Regions from separate parts of the Homo sapiens genome. Here region 1 is linked to region 2. Evidence: chromatin loops called from intact Hi-C (ENCODE). Cell type or tissue: Calu3. All regions are shown on one strand. Links, peaks and the distances in the headings refer to the core of each region. The heading gives the core; the rest is flanking DNA. Region 1 overlaps TTN (titin). Region 2 overlaps CCDC141 (coiled-coil domain containing 141).

What was found. A loop is a pair of places that touch in the nucleus more often than their neighbours do. Peaks named below come from ENCODE experiments on the same cell type or tissue, not always from the same donor. Only the 100,000 strongest peaks of a DNase experiment are listed, where the experiment ranks them.
Region 1: it touches region 2 in a loop (8-fold over the local background); 25 of 110 quality-filtered maps call a loop at or near these places.

What each region holds. Positions count from the first base shown.
Region 1 is chr2:178,756,529-178,767,580 of GRCh38, reverse strand. TTN (titin) reads left to right here. Exons shown (of 363, transcript NM_001267550.2): 41 at 969-1,200; 42 at 2,770-3,054; 43 at 3,279-3,404; 44 at 8,409-8,597; 45 at 9,665-10,039; 46 at 10,784-11,052. Among named protein-coding and RNA genes, the nearest start is that of TTN, 45 kb to the left of the region's middle. In Calu3, for the core only: a CTCF peak has its summit at 5,645 (motif pointing left); a DNase peak (open chromatin) is centred at 5,580.
Region 2 is chr2:178,910,317-178,921,368 of GRCh38, reverse strand. CCDC141 (coiled-coil domain containing 141) reads left to right here. Exons shown (of 24, transcript NM_173648.4): 7 at 2,462-2,656. LOC105373766 (a long non-coding RNA gene) reads right to left here. Exons shown (of 4, transcript XR_001739140.2): 3 at 5,660-5,733. Among named protein-coding and RNA genes, the nearest start is that of TTN, 110 kb to the right of the region's middle. In Calu3, for the core only: a CTCF peak has its summit at 6,894 (motif pointing right); a DNase peak (open chromatin) is centred at 6,918.

The DNA of each region.
Region 1 (11,052 bases), core at 1,323-9,322, 150 kb after region 2:
CAGGGAATAAGGGTGTCCCTAGCAGCTGTCTAAATACGTTAATTAAAGCAGCTGTAGAAATTTCACTGTCTAATAAATGGCTGCTTGCCAAGCAGCACCAACCAGAAAAGAATTAAAATGTAAATCGTGAGGTTCACACATCAATTAGAATTAAGGAAATTTAGAACAAGGTGATATTTTCTCAGAAGGTTTCTATCTGTGGAGAGGCAAGTGTCAAGGAACTTAGTGGCTAGAAATACTTTCTGTGAAGTCTAAGAGAAAGCCCTGTCCAAGCCGTGCTGGGTTCCTGGCAAGGATGCTGGGCACTCTTGCTGTCGGCTGCATTTACAGAGCTTGTCCTCATAAGTGTCCACCATCCCAAATGATATAATGGAGGAAACATGTCTAGAGAAATACCAGTTGAGTTCAGCTTTATCATATTGCTCATCCAAAGAAAACCAGGCTTTACAGACTGTGGACTATAATGAAAAAGGCTTCAATGAGGACTCAGATAACCTGGAGATGTCTTCCATCATTTATTTGCCAATTCTGAACCTCAGTGTTCTCACTCTTAAAATGAGGATAATAATTCCTACCTAGCCCACAAAGTTATTATTCATATAAAATGAAATCAAATTAAGTAATAACTTTTTAGACAATAAAAAGCCCCCAAAGGTAAAGCATCATTATATCCCTTATTAGTAAATAAGAAGCAAACATTTAAGGATGAAATAATTGTCTCTTTGGGGCAGCTCCTTTCCTCCATGCAGCTGTAAACACAATTCTCTACAAGAGAAGTTTATGTACCATTTGTCCAATACTAGGCAGGAAAAATTAGAGAGTGCTATAATCAGCCAACTTATTACATTATAATATATTGGTTTCACATGCCATTCATTGACCAGTTTTAGAAATTGATTAACTGGGAGGAAACCAGAGCTTCAAGTTTTTGTTGTTGTTGTTGTTTTTTTATGTTGTTCCATCAACAGGTCATTGAGAAACAGCGTGCTGTTGTTGAATTTGAGGTCAATGAAGACGATGTTGATGCCCACTGGTATAAAGATGGCATTGAAATCAATTTCCAAGTTCAAGAACGACACAAATATGTAGTGGAAAGAAGAATCCACCGAATGTTTATCTCTGAGACCAGACAGAGCGATGCAGGAGAATACACCTTTGTGGCAGGAAGGAACAGGAGTTCTGTCACTCTCTATGTCAATGGTATGTAGGGACAGATTTCAGCATATTTTGTGGATCCATCAGAAATAATCCTCCTGTTTAAGTCACTAAATTCTTGTAACTTGAAGGAAATTTCTAAAGAACCTATGGTATTCATGTGGTTCCAGCTACATTTTTTTTCACATTATATCTATGGAAAAGGGAGGGCAGCTGTTAAAAGACCTATTGAGAAGTTATTTTCAGAAAGCACCTGATGGCCAGATCCTCATCTGGTTGCTCAAAACTATTGAACACCCATTGGGTGTCCATTTTCATATACCCCAGATGAGCTTCTAGATTCGCTGTTAAACTATTTTAGTTCTCTGCCCTCTGCCTGAACTGCTCAAGTCCTAGCAGCACTACCAAGTGAAAGGGGTGTTTCCAGCCTCTGATATGGAGTGCCTGGGAGAACTCAAAAGTCCTCTTTGAGACCCTGGAAGGCCTAGAGAGCCTCAGGCAATGTGGAACTCGATCCTCTCTACCCCAAGCTCTAAGAACAGGGGCTCTTACTTTGGACAGGGAATTCCACATGCTACCAAGCACTCCTGAGGAGCCTCTGAGCAGTCCCCAGGGAAGTGCTGTTAAACCTCTGCTCTCCTCATTAGAAATCTTAAGGCTGAATCTCAAGCTGACCTTGTTTTGAGTCTAACCTAGATGCAAGAGAAAAATGGAACCTCCCTTCCTATTCTCATCCTAGGCCATATCTCTTTGAATAAAATACCCCTGAGGCAGATGCAGGAACTCCAGGGGTAATCTCAAGATTCACAAAGATGAACCATATCGCCAGCATTCCCTAGGTTCCTAGAAGACCAAATGGTCATGGCATCCAGTTCTTATTATCTCTGTATTAGTAGTGGAGAAACTGAGGCACAGAAAAGTAAAGATCTTTTCTATGATAGTGTCAGAAACCAGCCTCACAGAAGTCATTTCTTCTAATTTCTGGGTTCCATGAACTAACCAGGTCCCCTCACTCATCACAGCACTGAGAATATGCTTTAGTTAGCAAAACAGGAAAGCTGAATTTGTTAAGTCTACCTAATGGCATTTAACTAGATCTGAAATAGTGTTAATTCAGTCATTCATTCAATACTTACTGATTGCATTTTACTGGCACTGGTACATAACAAAATGACTATGACATAAACACAAATACTTGCAAAACAAACAAACTGGAATGATATGAGCCTCTTCACCACATGATTTGTCCAAATGAATTTTAAAAATAGGTAGCACACGGAAGTTATTGTATAATTCATTCAGGTGTCCATCGCTAAGCCCCCACCACAAACAGAAACTGGGATAATCAGGTTAACTCGGCACTCTCAGCATGCCCCCCAAATATCAAAAATATCTTTCTGAAGCTATTCCCTCTGCATGTGGACAAATTCCAAGTGCTTTCTTCATTCTTAGCACAAAGAATGTTCTAATATTCTGAGGCAAGTAAAAATACCACAATTCCAAAATTTTGTCTCTGGATGTATAACTAGCCAGCAACAAATTAATGTAGAGTTTTGCATGCTCTCTTGTGTTTTTACACTTTTTCATGGGCTATTTGTCAACATTTACTCCTAGCTCCTGAACCGCCCCAAGTTCTGCAGGAGCTCCAGCCTGTCACTGTGCAGTCTGGCAAGCCTGCCCGCTTCTGTGCCGTGATATCCGGAAGACCACAGCCCAAAATTTCCTGGTACAAGGAAGAGCAGCTGCTTTCCACTGGCTTCAAGTGCAAATTTCTTCATGATGGGCAAGAATACACGCTTTTGCTAATTGAAGCCTTCCCAGAGGATGCGGCAGTCTATACCTGTGAAGCCAAGAATGACTATGGTGTTGCCACAACATCAGCTTCACTCTCAGTGGAAGGTAGGAATGCCTCGCTACTTCCAGCTGAAAATAAAACCTAAGAAGCAGGCTTTTGTCCTTTCCCAGTGCATTTAAAAATACAATTTGGAGCTCATAAAAGTAGATTGCTACCCAACTTTGAAAGCACTCTGCAGTGAAATAAATTAAGATAAACCTACATGCTCCCTTCTGTGAGGTCTCTATGGTGACTTAATCATGACAAATCTTGTGGTTTCTTTCTTTAGTTCCAGAAGTTGTGTCTCCTGATCAGGAAATGCCTGTTTATCCACCTGCCATCATCACCCCGCTTCAGGACACTGTCACTTCTGAAGGGCAGCCAGCCCGTTTTCAATGCCGGGTTTCTGGAACAGGTAGGTTTAAGAACAAAAGGTGTCATTGCCAATACTTACAAATAATTACATGGGAAAAACATTCTGTCAGCTTCTCCTCCATCACAAACATCTCTCATGCATAATTTGAAGCTTAATGGAAATCTAACAGAAAACTTATTTCAATTATTAAATTAAGAATTAGATAAGTGTTTTTCACTATTTTGTGCCCTTAATAATGGTTGTTTATGTTATGTTATGTGTTCTTTATCACAATAAAAAAATTAGTGTTTTTCACTAATATTAAAAAAGGTCATGTTCCCTTTATGATTGTAGCTGCACTTTAATTTCTTCATTGATAAAATACAATGACAAAACTAAAATTATTAGATTATAATAGCATCTACATATAATTCAAAAGAATAATACATTTATATAAGACATTATTCAGTCTATGGACAATGCTTGTGTGAAAGGTATCCTTTGGAAGACAATATCCTATAGTGGTCAAAAGTCGGGGCTTCATTGTCAAAGATGCTGAATTTGAATCTTGCCTTCAATATATATCATGTCTCTCGTTCTCCTTCTGTCATGAATACATTGAGTATATGATTGCATTCAATCCTAGAAAATATATTTTATGAGGCTAGGAATTCCGTTTTAGTGCCTAGAATTTGGCATCTGAAAAATAGTACCTGCTAGAAGGTAAGCTCTATGAAAACAAGAGTGGATGGTTGCCCCAGAATATCACCTGATACATAGTAGATACTCCATAAGTAATTGTTGACTGGACTAATTAATGATGGTTAAATGACTGTTACCAAACACTTAAGATTATTATCAAGATTAAGTTAGGTAACTCAAGTCAGCACATAGCACAGTGCTCATCATACAGTAATCAATCAGAGTTAGCTGCTACCATTTTTAATTGGGGCATGCTTCTCAAGTACCACCAGCCAATTTCCTCATCCCAGGAATCTGATCTTGGTAGAATGAGACAATATATGTGGAACCACTTCAAGTCATAACTGATTGTCTATAATCACAATTATTTGAGAGTTTCCCAGCCAAAGGGAAACTCTCAAAGCTTGGGCATCTCCCAGCCCTCTTATTAGGCTGATGCAAAAGTAATTGCAAAGTTGTATTGTTTTGTTTATTATGCTTCTCCCATTAGTTTATAATCCAATCTCTACCTTGTCAAGATTTATTTTTCTCAACAGGTTAGTACTTCAGTTGGTCTTCTGACCCAATTATTTCCTCCTCAGGAATGGAGATGGTGATCTAGAAATCTAATAGACCTATTTGATTTTATGAGCATAATTAAAAGATATAATGTATGTAAAGCACCTATAGGCATGGCTGCCAGGTAACTGGGGCTCAATACATTCATTTTATTATAGCCATAGAGAGGAATTATATAAACATCAATGTTTAGTATTGTATGGCCAGTATGGACAAATACCATAGACTGTATATTTGAGGGATAGTGTTCAAGAAATGCTAAATATTAATAAATGAGGACTGATTTGATAATATCCTACTAACACAATAATACAAAATATATTTTAAAAGCAAGTTCATTAAAGCTACACTAAATAATTTATCCATTTATTTAATTTTTAGAGGAATTTTTTAATATAAACATATATGTACATCATTCAAAGTAGTAATATTTGTCTTAACTATATTGGTATAGTGCTTTTAAGTCTATAACATATTAACATATGGTAGTATTGCCTTTAAAGTGTTGTAGAAATACACCTGAAGCACTCTACAAGACACCAATTGGGGTAGAAAGAGAAAAATTTCACTATCTTTTCTGCATAACCAATGTCTTTAAAAAGGTTTGAATAGGCTTTGTAAACTGAGAAGATCATTAACTTCCTATGTGTGGTAATATCTGTACACATATAGTGGTTTTAGCATCCTCTTATAAATTTGTTTTCTATATGAAAGAAATTAAATTCATTAAATAGAATGACCCTTCAAAAACTTGCCAACTCACATAGTTTCATACCACTGGGACTAAAAATATTTACAGAACTTCCTCTGGCCAGGTATTGCCTTAAGTAAGTGTAGCCCTGCTTTCCACAAATTGGAAAGAAATTGGGAGTCTTCAGAAGCTCCCATGTTCTTGGGGGTTGTAATACTTTCTGAAGCATGAAACGTGGCCCTGAGCAACCAGGTGCTGTTTCTAACAGCGAAAATGTTACCTATTGAAGGTCTCCAGTGCCACCTACTGGTAGAGGAGTAATTTGGAAAAGCAGAATCTTAAAATGTAAAAAAGCTATTTTTTTGCTGTTTATTCTACAGATGATGAGTCAGTGTCATTTGGAGGCTTACAGAGTGACAGCTAGCTAAACAGAAATGATGAATAATTAGTTTAACAATGATATTGTCTGTTATTCATTTAAGCATCTGTGCAATTTTAATTCTACCATTTATTGTTTCCCTGCTATTGAGATATTACCCTAGGTGCTGGGGTGCAGATCTTGCTCTTGCCTTTAAGGAGCTTGACATGTAGGTGAGGAGATGCATGCACACAACTATATCCCAAGGTTGTAAGTGCTATTAACAGGCCCACGTACTCATCATTCTCTGTCTGGGAGAGAGCCAGAGAAAGATGTGTGAACTGAGCATTGAAAAATATGTAGGATCATTGAACACAGTGGCATCCTATGATGAGAAAACAACATCTCCAAGTCATCAAAACTTGCAATAATGCTTCATGTGCTAGAAGCAAGTGGTTTAAGTACAGTTGGAAAGTGATATCATGAGTGGGTAAGAAGGCTGGATAATACAGCAAAGGCCGTGCTAAAGTTTTTGGTATTCTATGCTGAAGATTTTGGAATTGATCTTGTTTACATTTAGGAGACACTGCAGGATTTTTAAGCCCCTGGGTACCATGATCAGGTTTACTTTTTAGAAGTGATACTGTGATAGGGAAAGAAGGGATGGACAGATGTGGGAGGCAAGACTGGCAGTCAGGAACTGGAGAGAGATTATTACAATAGGCCTGGAGAGCGTGGATGAGGCCCTCAGCCAGGGCAGTCAGGAGAGACAAGTGGGGTATTGCAGAAGTAGTAATATGGGAGAAGAATGGCCTCAAAGAAGACACGAGAGGCTAATGAGTAACGCAGATCATGGCATCACAGCCACAAGCACCAAGTCCACTACCAAGAAAAGTTTTACCTGTTAACTCACTTATTGTGTGCAGTTCATGTCCAGTGGCAGTTCATGTGTATCCTGGTGCCTCATTCAGTTCACCAAAGGAAGAAGCTGTCAGTAGAAATAAGCAGAGAACCTTGTAAGAGGATGTACCATTGATGATCTCACACACACACACACACACACACACACACACACACACCCCTTCACACAAACTAAATAGGGGTGGTGTTTCATGTTATATCACATGGCACTGTCTTTTGGCGTGTTATTGAAGACAACGTTGCTTCCATCTGTGATGTTAGATATTCTTGCTATAATGACTGACTTGTGCCAGTGGCTTATAAAGCCCTTCCATGTGTGTTATATCATTTAATTCTCACAGCAATTATATGCAACGAATAGCCCATAAATTATTACGCATGCCATTTTACAAATGAAAAGACTAATCCAGAAAGCTTAAATGACATTTCCAAGGCCACACAGCTGACAAGTTGTAGTGTCAAGATTTCATTTTCTTTATATGTATATATTTTGATGGAGTCTTGCTCTGTCACCAGGCTGGAGATCTCGGCTCACTGCAACCTCCCCCTCCCGGGTTCAAGCTATTCTCCTGCCTGAGCCTCCTGAATAGCTGGGATTATAGGTGTGTGCCACCACACCTGGCTAATTTTTGTATTTTCAGGAGAGACTAGGTTTCACCACGTTCGTCAGGCTGTTCTCGAACTCCTGACCTCGTGATCTGCCCGCCTCAGCCTCCCAAAGTGCTGGGATTACAGGTGTGAAGCACCGCGCCTGGCCAGGATTTCATCTTCTACTTTACCTTACTATCTAAGGAACTGAACAGATTTGTTACTCTAAGAGGAGAACCTGCCATTTATACACATCTACCATCATGGGCAGGAGAGTAACTTTTATAGACAAGTATTGGCATTAAAATGCAGACAAATGCTAGATGATTGGACTATTAGAAGATCATCTTGGATGGTTTTGAGACCAAGAAGTGGTATAGTGACTGTGCTCCAAAAACAAGATGGCTTTGATTTTGGCTATTCAAACAGTTAACTAAAATTAAAGTGCATATCACCTACAATTATTACAACACAATAACCTGCTACTTTACTGTAATTTGGGTTTTTACTTTCTATTATTTTAAGATGGTTCAAATCCTTATATAGAAATAGCTAGCTTTATTATAATGTCTTATAACTGCCACTCTGAAAAGAGTCAAATGTATCTAAGATGCTCAAATACCATAATAAATCACCCTCTTTATTTAAAAAATTATTTTCTCTACAATTATTTGTGCCATATATACTGCGTACTGAAACCTTTTGCTCATTAGTAACAAAGATAGAGATTTTTTTTCTACAGCCTTCAAAGGTATCTATTTTAGACTTTTCATATCTTGATCTTCTCAGCTCTCTTTTTGATTGATTTTTCTGCAAACCAAAAGTGGAGATTTTTCTCATTTCCTGTCCCAGAAGGCAACTACAAGCCCAGATCAAACCTTTCCTGATGACTCTTCTTAGGACTGTCTTTTTCTCAAAGTCACTGAATATGTCAAAATCTTGTCTCTGCTTCCACTGCATGACATGCAAATGTCTAAAGAGAATGTAACTGAAGTTCTATCATTTTAAACATTACAACCAGTTCAACCTTAGGACAAGCTATATTTTTCTATCATTACATTTCCTTCTTGAAGATGAAAGGAAATCATTTAACAATAGTAGATATGGCATGCCCAGAGAAAAGTATCATGTTATTAAGTCAAATATGAAATGTAGGCACTAGTATTATTAACATTGTGTTTGCAGGTAAATTGTAAAAATCCACTCATTTTTGTGGTTGAAGTATCTCTTTTCTTTTGTGTCGCAGATCTAAAAGTGTCGTGGTACAGCAAAGACAAGAAAATCAAGCCATCTCGGTTCTTTAGAATGACTCAATTTGAAGACACTTATCAACTGGAAATTGCCGAAGCTTATCCAGAAGATGAAGGAACTTACACGTTTGTTGCTAGTAATGCTGTAGGCCAAGTATCAAGCACAGCCAACCTGAGTCTGGAAGGTAAAGTAAAACAACTTTCAGAACCCCATTTAAATATAGATCGAATCTTAACAATGTCTGTAACAATTACTCAAGAGTTCATGTAAATCATTGTTGTTCCTACCATTCTCTTCTAATTCAACTAATTATTTCCCTGTTATATGCCATGGTCTCGCCTCTCCTTTACCACTTTTCATTGTGAATCATAGACCATCACGTTTCATTTGGCCCCGCTTTTTCTCTGTAACAATTTGTAATGTATTGCTGCTGTCACCAGCTGTCATGCTTCCTAATCAGCATGAATCAGAAGGGGGCGAAATATGCTGCATAAATAGGTAGATTTGTTTTCTCAATTGGCTAAGATAAAAATTAAATTTTAAAAACATCTAAGAGTGTTATCATCCTCCTATCATGCTGACACAATTTTGATTTCACAAAAGCTAGACCGTTTCAGGTCTGTACACCAGCGAGCTATATTCATCCTCCTCTCAAGAATGTCTTAGTGTTAAGAAGTCCAGTCCTAAAGTGGTTTAACATTTCTGTTAGTTGGGGCTCTTAAATTGTAATCAGAAACACTTCCTCAGTAACATGGGGAATTTGATTCAAACAAGGATAGCATTTTTATATAGTGGTACTATTTTTCCTGAGCAAATATAGTCTATGTAGTATTAAGTACATACAAATACATAAGGATTTAGAGAAACTATTTTTTTCTTAACCTTATGCATTAACTGTAACTAGATGTTTTTTTAAATAATGAATTTAAAGTGGTTTAAAATTAAAAAGTTGACTTTACAACAAGAGGAAGAAAGAAAAGAATATCCAAAACCCTGTTGGGTACTCCACTATTGCCTTCATGAACAATGTAGTGAAGTTCCTTAGCCCATTCATGTCTCAGCTTGCTTCTCTGGGAAATGGAAGTGAACTTGTGTGACTTCGAGTCAATAGTGACATACAAGGACAAGGCAGTAGGAGTGGACTGAATTCTAGTCCATTATTGAAATTTGTGACAAATCTGTAGACAACTCCAAATGAGTTCTGGTTTCAGTGCAAGGTAAGACATTAAAAATTGGTATGCTTCTTTTCAGGATTTAGCAAATTTGAAGAAAATACATCAAACTCCCAATGGCATGTCTCTTTATCAGTTTCATTTAAGAAGGAGCCCCTTGGCCAAAAGCCCAGCTTCATCCAGCCTCTGTCAAGCCTCAGGGTGCACAACGGGGAGACAGTCAGATTTCATGCGAGGGTTTCTGGCATTCCCAAGCCAGAAATCCAATGGTTTCATAACCAGCAGCTAATTCTACCAACAAAAGATGTAGTTTTCCATTTTGAGGAGTCCACAGGCATGGCTTTAATGCTTATAGTTGATGCTTACTCAGAGCATGCTGGGCAGTACTCTTGCAAAGCAGCCAATAGTGCTGGGGAAGCCACTTGTGCAGCTACACTCACAGTGACTCCAAAAGGTAAAGCCCATCTTGCTTCAAGGACTTTGATTTGCTGTATACCTCTCAGTCCCACTGTTACTAATGAGAGTCTCTGCTGTTTGTTTTATTGCATACTGTGGTCAGTCCATAACTTACTAATAAAATAACATGCAATAACTCCCGCTAGGTCCTCAATTATGGGTTAACCTACATACTTTAAATTTCACTGAAGTATGTGTTCTATGCACTAGAGAACCAATAATTATTTTATTAGGCACCACCTTTGCTTGGCTTCTTTACTCTTCTAAGCAATATTGTATCATTGCATCATTAAATGATCTATTTGCTGATTATTACTTACTGTACTTAAAGTAAGTACAGTATTACTTACTGTACTTAAAGTAAGTACAGTATTACTTACTGTACTTAAAGCATACAGTGGACGGAGAGCAAATGCTAACCCAAATACAGTCAGCTAGAGGGAGAGAGAGAAAGACAGACTGGGTCACTTTGGATAGCTGAAATGACAACAGAAAGAAGGAACCAGATACTGCATGGCATCTGCATGAGTCTTCATCAACCACTCAGCACTGAATCACCAGGAATGAATTTTCTTTTGTGTGATCCTGACATCTAGATCATATTGCATCTGGCATGCTGCTTTCAAGTGACAACTACGTCTTTCATCTTCATCTTCCATGCCATTTTGTGTTACTAACATGGGCAAGTGACAAAGCTTAGATCTTAATATTCTTTTCTTTTTCTTGTCACTTGATTATACAGTGCAAGCCCTAGATAGGCAAAGTTCTGGGAAAGATGTAAGAGAGTCCACCAAGTCCCAGGCAGTGGCAGATTCCTCTTTCACAAAGGAGGAGAGCAAAATATCTCAAAAGGAAATTAAGTCATTTCAAGGATCATCATATGAATATGAAGTGCAGGTTTTTGAAAGTGTATCTCAAAGTTCCATCCACACAGCTGCATCTGTTCAAGATACACAGTTGTGCCATACTGCATCCCTTTCACAAATTGCAGAAAGCACTGAGCTATCTAAG
Region 2 (11,052 bases), core at 2,052-10,051:
AGTGGGACTAACACTTAGTGAGTGCCTATTATGTGTGCCAGAAATTGTACTGTTTTAAAAATATTTGCTCATTCCCAGTAGGTTAAAGTAATGGTTTTTAAGTGGTAACGGTAATAAAAGTGCTTTATGAAAGAACATCTTGGCACATATTAGTTTTCCTTAAGTGGGGACACAATAGCTCTTTAAAAATTGAAAGATCTTGAGAACTCACGTAGCCCATATCCATGCTTAAGAGTGCTGCTTTTGCATGCACTGAGAAATTGCAGATTTTGGAGTCTATCCTCAGTTCCCTGGAAGGTAGCATGAGACAAAGACCTGTGAACTAGTCCTGGTACTGCCTCTTACTGGATACGTAACCTTGAGTAGCATACTCTTCTGAACCTATGTCAATACTAGAAAAAATAATAATATCTAATTTAAGGGTTTTTGAGGATTATAGTTATAAGCCACAATTTTATATAACTGATACTTCAAATAATTCAAATTTCTTACTCTACATTTTATACTCCTGTATTCATTGATCAAAATGTTTTTCTTTTGCACCTAAAACTATAACAGTTTCCATGGACACCACAAAATAATATGTACAGTTTCTATCTTAACATCTGCTAATTGTTATTTAAAATACTATTGTATTGAGTGTGTGTGTGTGTGTGTGTGTGTGTGTGTGTGTATGGAGTTCAGTGACATGATCACAATTCACTGCAGCCTCAACTTCCTGGTCTCAAGCGATCCTCCTACCTCAGCCCCACCGAGTAGCTGGAACTACAAGCATGCGCCACTATGCCCAGCTAATTTTTTGCATTTTTTGTAGAGACAGGGTTTTGCCATGTTGCCCAGGCTGGTCTCAAACTCCTGGGCTCATGCCATCTGCTTGCCTTGGCCTCCCAAAGTGCTGGGATTACAAACGTGAGCCACCACACAAGCCATTTTATTCTTTCTTTATATTCCCCAAGGCATCTGTCTTAGCATAGTGCTGGGGACATAGTAGTACCATAGTAGTTACTTTGTAAAATGAATGAATGGAAACAATAATGGCAAATTGCACTAAAATTGTGCTGATTTTACACAATGTAATATAACAAATGTAACTTAATAATAGGATACTTTGTACTGGTAGAACAAGGCAGGATGGAGTCAGACTGAGACTTCTGAAATCTTGTGCTAAATTTTCCACGCTTCACAAGTAGCCTATGCCTATCACTCAACCGCAGCTTATATGGATACCAGAAGATTCACTAACAAGACAGTCATGTTAGAGATAATCATTCTTTTATGACAGTGGGTCTGACTTCAGGACTTTTGCAAGAAACTTGAATTTCCCTTCAAATAAATTGAATGTAAATATGTTTGGTTTACTCCAACTCATATTTTAATTCTGTTTAATGTTTTTCCATTCTCATGCAACAAAAAGTAAAAAGCTACCTCTTTTCATTTTCTGAAAGGTCTATATACCATTAAGAGTGAAGCCTTGAGAGGTGAAACCGATATCATGAAGGAGAAAATACCGAACAATAACAGCTATTCATTTTATGAGGAGTAACAGAACTTCATTTTATTAGGTTGGTGCAAAGGTAATTACTTTTAATGGCAAAAACCACAATTACCTTTGTACCAACCTAATAGCTGTAATTGTAGGCAGACACAAAAACAACAGTCATAAGACATGTGATTTCTCTTCATTTCTTGTACACATTTACCTGCATTGACAGTGAGACTGAATTGTGGGAAAGATATGTTTTTATACTTAAATGAATACACATCGGACAAAATGAGTTCAAGATTTAAAACTGTTGTTCATTGTATAGGGGGTATATTTTTAGGTGGAGTTCACAGAAATGGAAGTGACCTGTATTCAGGTCAGCTGGTAGCTCTGCCAGTCACTCATCCCAACTTCCTGCCTCTTTCTACTCTCCCTTTTTAGCCTCTTTCTGTGTCTTTTCCCACTACATCTACATGGTACTCAAACCTGTAGTGAAGCATTTACCACTACAATATTTACTACAATTTCATGATTTGAAAATCGAATGGCAGATTTTTGATATACTCAGCATATCTAAATATTCTCTGAATCTTATCAGAAATTATAAAAAGAGGTGTCTTTGTCAGTTTGAGTTTCTATAACAAAGTAACATAGACTGAATGGCTTGTATACAATAGATATTTATGTCTCATTGTCCTGGGTGTGAGAAGTTTGAGATCAGGGTGCCAGCACGGTAGAGTTGTGGTGAAAACCCTCTTCTGGGTTGCAGACTGCCAACTTACTGTATCCTCACATGGTGGAAGGGGCAAGGCAGCCCTCTCAGGCCTCTTTCATAAGGTCACTAATCATCTCCCAAAGCCCTACTTCCTAATATCATCACCTTGGGGGTTAGATTTCAGCAGAGGAATTTCGGGGGGACACAAGCATTCGGTCCATAACAGAGGAGATGTATAAAATAATAAGAATAATCTCTTGCAGGAATGGAATTCTGCTGTTGAGAAGCTGAAGAGTGAGGCACTGAGAATTCTGCTGTCAAAGGACTACGTGGAGAAAGAACACCTCCAGCTCTCTCACCAGAAACTCAGTCAGCTTCAAGAAGAATTTGGTCAACTCATGGTGGAAAGGAATACCTGGTTAAAGAAGGCGAATGAATTTTTTAACAGTGCTAACAAGGTCAGTGTGAGGTCAAGTTGATAATTTTCGGTAATCAGGCAGACCAGTAAAAGACCCATTACTTCAACTGACTGGAGCACATCACAGAAGTCAAAACGCCATGTAAAATTTCAAAACTGATAGCAGCAAAGAGAGCTTTTAACATATATTCCTATTATGGCCATTATTTGATTCTCAAAACTGAAAGACTGTTTTCACATGTAAAAGGTGACTTTAAAAACAACAAACAAACCTCGTGAGGGTTTTTTGTCTTTTTGTTTTGTTTGGTTTGGTTTGGTTCATTGGATGGTTTTTGTTGTTGTTTTGAGAAAGGGCCTGGCTCTGTCACCCTGGCTGGAGTGTAGTGGCGTGATCATAGCTTACTGCAGCCTCGACCTCCTGGACTCAAGTGATTGTCCCACCTCAGCCTCCCACGTAGCTGGAATCATAGGCACATGCCACCATGCTTGACTACTTTTTTTTTTTGGTAGAGACAGGGTCTTGCTATGTTGTGCAGGCTGGCCTCAAACTCCTGGGCTCAAGTGATCCTCCTGCGCTGGCCTCCCAAAATATTGAAATTGTAGGCATGAGCCACCATGCCTAGCCTCATGAGGGTTTTATCTTACAGCTGCCACTGGTCTGTTTCGGGGGGACACTTGTGCCCACATTATAGTGTTTCCCATGGAGGAAGAGAATTATCATAAATGTATCAAGGCTGAAAAATACCTTAAAATTTTTACCGAAGGCCTCCTTTTATTCATCCTCTTTAATTTACCAGGTAAAATACATATGAATATTGCAAGCCTTTTTGCACACAAGCCGTAAGGCTAGAAACAGTGCCTTAGCCTGATTGTTCCACCTTGGTCTTGCCTTTTTAAGTCAGCCAGAGTGAAATCTGGCTGTGGACCATCTCCAGGTCTTGAGTTGGAGGAGTGCTCTGCTTCTCCTCTCTGATTCATTGGACATTGATTGCAGCAGGTGGTTCCTGCTAAGTGGCAATGTTCACCTGTTCACATCACTTGAGTACGGCTCAGTGTAAGAGGCTGGTGATCTTATTTGAAAATTTTTTCTACCTTTTCCAATGTAATATACACCTTCAAACGGTGTTTTTAGAATTGTTTCATACCTTAAATTTCACTGATGTTTTCAAAACGGACAATGTGGCAGGAAATGAATGAGGAAACCCTGGAACCTAGGTACATTGTGATCTAAAAATCACAACATCAACACCCTGAATACAATGTCCTGGTGTATATCAAAATAGTGACTTAATTTTGAACTTCTTTACTAATAAGAAACTTTTTGAAAAAATAAATAGTAAAATTTCAAAACAGAGTTGCTAAATTGTGGTAAAATGTTAAAGAAAGATTTATTGTCAGATTATTTGTCATTTGGGATTTCTTTAAGAGAGGAAACAGATATACCATATTACTGGAGCTATTGAACTAATTAGATGTTAGGTGCTAGTTAAGTTTCTCCTCAGTAATTCTGTTTTTGAATAAGAGACTTTTAAATTTAAACTGCATATTCATTCTTCAAAATGAGTGAGTCATCTACAAGTCAGTTAATATTGTTTCTAAGGAAAACCATTATCAAACATATTGCTATAAAGCAATGCTTCCAGTACAAACCCTATAGTTTACAGCCTTGCAAAATGTAGTTTCTCTCTTTCATTCCCATTCTCTTACTTTTGTTTTCTCTGCTCTCATTATTTTGTACTTTGCTGGGATATTTTTCTGGGTTTTAACAGAGAAGAAATATCTCCTGCAAAAGCCTTTTTTTTAAAAAAAAAAAGAAGAAGAAGAAGAGAGTGGTTACTTTCTCAAACTCATACAGTAATTCAGGTCAGATTGGAGTAGAGAATTTATGTTTCATAATCACAAAGACTTTCGATTTCTAGATTCCCCATTTTATCATTTGAAAGCCATGGCATGCTAACTATACAAATTATAATAAGCTCCACTGGGATTTATCCATACTATAGCAGGTTCTATAGACAAGTGGCACTCAGAATAGTGTTAGAATCCTTTCTCCCTTTTCAAAGCATCAAGGAAATAATTTCTGACTCCAAATCTAAGAACTCAGTGTGAAAGATGATGGATATTTCTACCTCAGCAAAAATAGAAGCTGGAGTTTGGAATGTAGATGTTTAATCATGACTGTTGAAATGAATTTTTTACTATGTTATTAAGTAAAATAACTATATTATTTATACTATATTATTAAGTAAAATAAATGATGAAATTATGTCGTGTAAATCTACTCAAAGAAGAAAACTCTTCTTGTGGCTTATAAATGGTATTTTTCTTTTTTATTTATATTGTAAAACCTCCAAATTTTATAAAAATTTGACCACTTTACCCAATTTTTAGCCTGACACTTATAGCCCTAGTTTAAATAAAGAACTGAAGTTTTAAAATTAATATAATTTCAAAATCCCTTAAAATGTTTTTTCTAGAATAAAATTCTGTTTACACTAGTGAAAAGCTATGTTCAGTTTATATAATGAATTATCTCCGAAACACTGAATTTTCCTCTTGAAAATTCACTTCGTTGTGCCTTGAGTGCACTGGGTTTCCTAATTGTGAACATTCCTGTTCTTAGAGGAAGTCATGCTCTCAAGAACTGTGAGGGGTTTGAGATTTTACCCTACATTCAAGCTAACATGTTAACTTATCACAGTTTCATGGATGATTGCAGAAGACACCTGACCTCTGGCTCAGAGGTGATTGATTATAGCAAAGCAGCAGCCAGAGTGTCAGCATGCCACATCAATTCTCCCAGCCCCAAATCCCCCTGAGTGATGCAGATGGACCCAGATGGATATATGCAACTGCAGCAGGTGGGGTTCAGGAGAGGAACCCTAAGCTTGGGGAATCTGTAGTTTTACAGCAAATAGGAAGCATGCCTGCTCTTTGTCTTGAAGGGCAACATCACCTCAATCCTGAAGGTTGCTAGTTGCAGACCCAACACTGAGAAGTGGCCCAGATATAAAGGGATCAGAGTCTTGTATTCTTGACCTACCAGTGAGATGTGTAGGAGCACCAGAGATCCATGAAGAATTTTCTCTCCCGGCACATGCAAATTGGATGTTAGCACTGCAGGAATAAAAGGTGAAGTCAGCACTTTACAAAAAGGTACTTTCCTTGAAAATCAATTTCATTCTTGAAAAGTGGAATTATTTTTCAGCAAACAACTTCTTGTTCCAAATTCGTTGAAGCTATGTCAATATACTTTTTCAATTTCTATGTCAAATACTAATGTATCAAATTTGTTAGTGTAATGGGCAATATATAAATGAGTGAGTGGGATAGCTTGAATATCTGCTTGGTAAAAAGTGAAATATATGATTTTTTAAATATACTTTTTACTTTTTTGAATTTAGTTAAAATAAAAAGAATAAATATCCAATTTTATCTGCAGAATAGACTTAGTAATTTTCTCATATCATATATATTCCTTTTTTCATCCAGGTTTTATCATATTCCTGGTTAAAATCATTGAGGAGTCCCTCTTCCCCCTTTTCCTTTCATTTTCTTTCTTTCTTTTTTTTTCAGGGGGTGGGGACAGGGTCTCACTGTCACCGAGGCTGAAGTGCAGTGGCATGATCACAGCTCACTGTAGCCCTGACCTCCGGGGCTCAGGTAATCCTCTCACCTCAGCCTCCCAGGCAACTGGGACTCCACCATACCAGGCTAATTTTTTGTATTTTTTGTAGAGATGGGATTTTGCCATGTTGCTCAGGCTTGTCTTGAGCTCCTGGGCTCAAGGGATCCACCCTCCTTGGCCTCCCAAAGTGCTGGGATTATAGGTGTGAGCCACCACACCCCACCTCCTTTCATTTTCATTCATTCCCCTCTCTAACAATTCTAGATAGGGATATTATTATTTACTAGAAATATTTTACAATAATTTATTTTATTATTTAAAGGTGAATTCATGAGAATAATTACCCTTCTCTTTAGATATTCACTTATTTAGTATATATTTATTGAGCCACTGCTATGTGTCAGGCATTGTTCTAAATGCTAGAAAATAAATAGCAGAGAACAAAACTTACAAAATTTGTGAAATTCAGTAAAATATAATTATCACTTAATTGCCCACATTGACAACAGTTCCCCCACTGCCTTTGTCCAGTGGCTCCAGGAGTGCAATTGATTACCTTTAATTCTGCTAGGGTTTGATGATTACCCAAGGTTCAGGAATGTTTCTCACCCAGAGGAAGTGTCTGGCAGCCTGTGGCTTGAGATACGGATGTTTGGACCTGGAGTGAGCAGCAGGTGGCGATGTTGAGACAGCATTAGGAACTTGCTGCTTGCTGTAAACCAACCACTGGATTCAAGTGGAGTGAGCCATATAACTCAAGAATCTGATATACTTCCTGTTCTTTTTAGAGTTTCCTAATGTGTTTGGTGAATGAACCTATTTGTCAAATCGCTTAGCAGAATATACAAGTAAGTGTCAGTTGTCGACATTGACTAATAGTTGATTGGAGAAAAGTTCCTCTAATTATCAGATGTTACTAAGACTTATGAGAACATGGCATGAAATATGAATATAGCACCTATTAGAATAACTCATCTCGATCCTCCAAAATATTCATCCTTCGGGATTATAGATTATCTTATTTATTATACTTCTAGTGTGTTCACAGAAAACAAGCTAAGCTATGGTTGATATTTATTGATCACCCCAAACGTATTTATCATTGTTAAGGGAATGTAGTTTGAATCAGAGATAAATATACAATATGTTTCAAAAACAGAATGAGGTGAGCCTGTATTTACAGGACAGCTGCAATTGAACCCAAAACTGTAAAACATGACTGATTGGTCATAATGTATCGTGTCCTATGCCTTCCATTTCCAGGCACATGATTTCATTGAAGAAAGCAAGCAGAGGAAACTGAGGCCAAATCCATTTTATGAACATGGTCTGATTTTTGGGTGGTCAGCCTGAAAGCAAAGATGAAGCAAAAGTTGGGGTGGCCAAAGAAACACACAAAAAGTAGTTCGAAATGTAACAATTGTCATAGCTTCCGTTGTTTCTGCCATAGCTATTGAAACATTAATGTCCTTTAAGAAGATGATGTTGCTTTTTCAAGATATTTACAGTGATCCATAGTAATGCTTATAGCAACATCATTGTTTCAGATGCAAACAAAATAATTAAGCATGGAATTTGTATACTTTTTTCATTTATATATACGTGATATATATGGGATATTAACATTTTCAAAATAAACACATTTTAGGCCCAGCTGATGAAAAAAAAATAATTAAAATGGTCCAGTTGTTGTATAGATTGAAATTTTAAGAAAACCTGCCCAAGTAGAGTACCTAAAAAAATACTATGCAGAAGGAATTTATTGAGGTAATATAAATGAATTCAAGTAATAGGCTAAATGTTATTAGATATCAAGGAAAATATAATTACTTTCAGTTTCATAATTCCTCAGCAGCCTGTCTTAAATTCCTCTTTTTCAGAACAACTCCCCTTTCTCTTAGAAATAACTAAAGCCACTTATGTTCCCTCCCTCTCTTCTTCCATATTTGCATTCAGCTAGTATGTTGTGTTCCTATTCTTGCCATGCATCAAATGGGTACTTGAGCGAAAGCAATGAAAGATATAATCCCTGCTTTCCAGACCTTCTCAGTCAAGTTTAGATGAGAGGCCAGGGAACAGAGGTGCACTGGGTTGTGGGAAAGCTATGATGGAGAAAGCCCAAAGCATTAGAACACACAGAGCAGAGACCCTTAACCTGGCTCAGGGAAAAAGAGTCAAGGAAGGCTCCCCAGAGGAGGTGATCACTGAGATAAGTTTGAAAGGATGGGGCAAGAAGGGCCGAGGAAGGGCTGGATGGTACAAAGTCATGCCATGTTTGGGGAACCTAAGATAATTCAATTCGCCAGGAATGTAGGGTGTACACCTAAAGTGATGAGAGACAAAGGTGGTAGAAGCAGGTGGGGAGATCAGGAAGCATTTTGAATAGCATGCTAAGGAGTTTCTATTTTATGCTGAACATGTCTTTATATATGCAGAGATATTTAAGAATTGAAAAAGTCATGATGATGCAAACCTCACCACAAGAAACAGATGATGTCTTAATTTACCCTCTTCCTGTACTCCCTATGACAGAGTGATGAGTGTAGTGTTTAGAAACCTTTGATTTTAGAGCTCAGAGGTCAGGCTGTTTAAACCACAGCAAGTATTTGATAAATATGGCTACATTATTAGCATACAATTATTAAAATAGATATATCATAGAAAAATTATAGAAAAAGAAACATCTTTAACATCTTAAGTGTCTCATGAGAGCTCACAACTCAGTTCATATCTAATAGTCTGATAATCAAGACATTCAATTTTATTGTCCTCACTCATGAATACCTTTCACATTTAAGCTGTCAATGGATTTCTAACGTAAGAGTGTATTAATTGGTTTCTCTTCTATGTGCAGTATCAGATTGTTGCATCTCTCTGTTGGCAGTAAGCACATTCTGCTTAGTATTATAGATATTTATTTCTGGGTAGATTTCTTTTGCTAAATTAAAATTTCTTGAGGGTAAGAAACATGTCCTTTTCACTTTGTGTTCACCAGAACACCTAGAACAGTGACTTCTAGTTAGTGGGTGTTCAATAATTATTTGAATGACTAAGAGCAGTGAAATATTATAAACTGTAGAGTTTCAAGGCCAACTACATGAAATTGTTCATAGGAGATTATATTGATCCAAGGTACTTGGGACTTGACCATTTTGAAAGAAGATAATTTAATTACTTTAATATACAAGGAACACAAATTTTAAGCTTCATCTCTGCATCATATCTGAGAAGGCAGGTCTTGCTGTGTAAAGGGCTTGTCATCTACACATAGTGCCTCCTCTGAGACATCTCCAGGCAGCACTAATTGCTTGTTTTGTATCATTTCCATAATATTTCTCTGTATGCCTTAGAGAGAGATTGTGTCCTAATCTTCTTTGTGTGTCACATAGGTTCAAAAAACTTTTGTCGGATGAATGAATAAATGACTGGCCATGTGACAAATCAATTTACATTTTGAGCTTGAGTTTTCTCTTTTATAAAATCAGTCTAATATTCCTCATCTACTTCAGAGAGTCTCATTCAATAATAAAAGTTCTTATAGTTGGTGATAAATTGTACACACTCTTTTTGGGATACAGTTGGAGTGTAAAATAAATGGAATTGTAGGGTATTAAGTGAAAATTAGAAATGTTTGCTAGCATTACACTTTGCCAAAATAACAGTAGATTTTGGAGCCAGAATGCCTGAGTATGAATCTGATCTTGGACATTTATTAGCTCTATGACCTTGGGCAGTCACTTAACTTCCCTGTGCATTGGCTTTTTTAACCTGTAAAATAGAAGTACTATTGGTACCTTACAAGGACATTGTGCTGTCTAAGTAAGTTAATACGTGGCTACAGCACAGAACTGCTAAGCACTCACTAATTGCTAGGCAGTATTTTGTCTTTATATCTCTAATGTGATGTAATGCTTTTGTTCATTTTCACATTCCCAGCACGTAGCTGAGTACATAGTCCATAAATTTCAATGTTTTTTGAATAAGTGTAAAAATAAGTGCTTTACACATTATAAATGGACATTTTCTACATTAATATTCCCAAGATCATCTTAAAGTCATTTAGGTCAACTTAGAGAAAAGAAAACAGAAATTATAAATAGTGACTAGCTGCCTAAAGTGCTATTGAATGGGTCTAGTTGTATTCCTCAGAACAAGAGATGGTCAATGCATAAACTTCCTCCATTCCTTGTTGATAAAATGCTTCAGATACATACCACTTTCAATCCCAAACCTCTTTTATTCCAGTGTTTTCTCAGCTTTCCAGATTATGAGACAAAAGCTTCCATAGGTGCTAATGGCATTTAATACCTCTCATTAATACCATGAATTCACCCTGGAACAAGGAGGGAGCTCTGAGGTCCAGCAGCAACTGCCTTTGACAGGCAAGGAATAAGCTGGAGCTGCAGCAGAGGACAGCAAATATTGGGAGCTTAAAAATCACATCACCCCTATATTCTGGCCTTCAGGGCATTTGAAAGCTTGGGCAGATGTGGGGAGGACCTGAATTAGGAATCAGTTCCCCAGAGTGGGAACCACCAGAAGTTCTCTCAGGTGATGTGTAGGAAAGGAAACTGAAGCTTTTGGTCTTTGTAACAGAACCTAAGGGAAATCTGAATCTCTACAGGTAATGGAATCTGGTGCTCTAATTAGAAGCACTAATTAGACTCAACTCAGCACTTAGCTGAGTTTTGTGTTTTTGATAGTTATAAGCATTCCAACAAAACTCTCTCCAGCCACTAGACTCGTGGAAGGAAATTTTCTAGGTTCTGCTGTTTTCTTTCTGTTGTTGTTCGTGTTTAATGTTGACT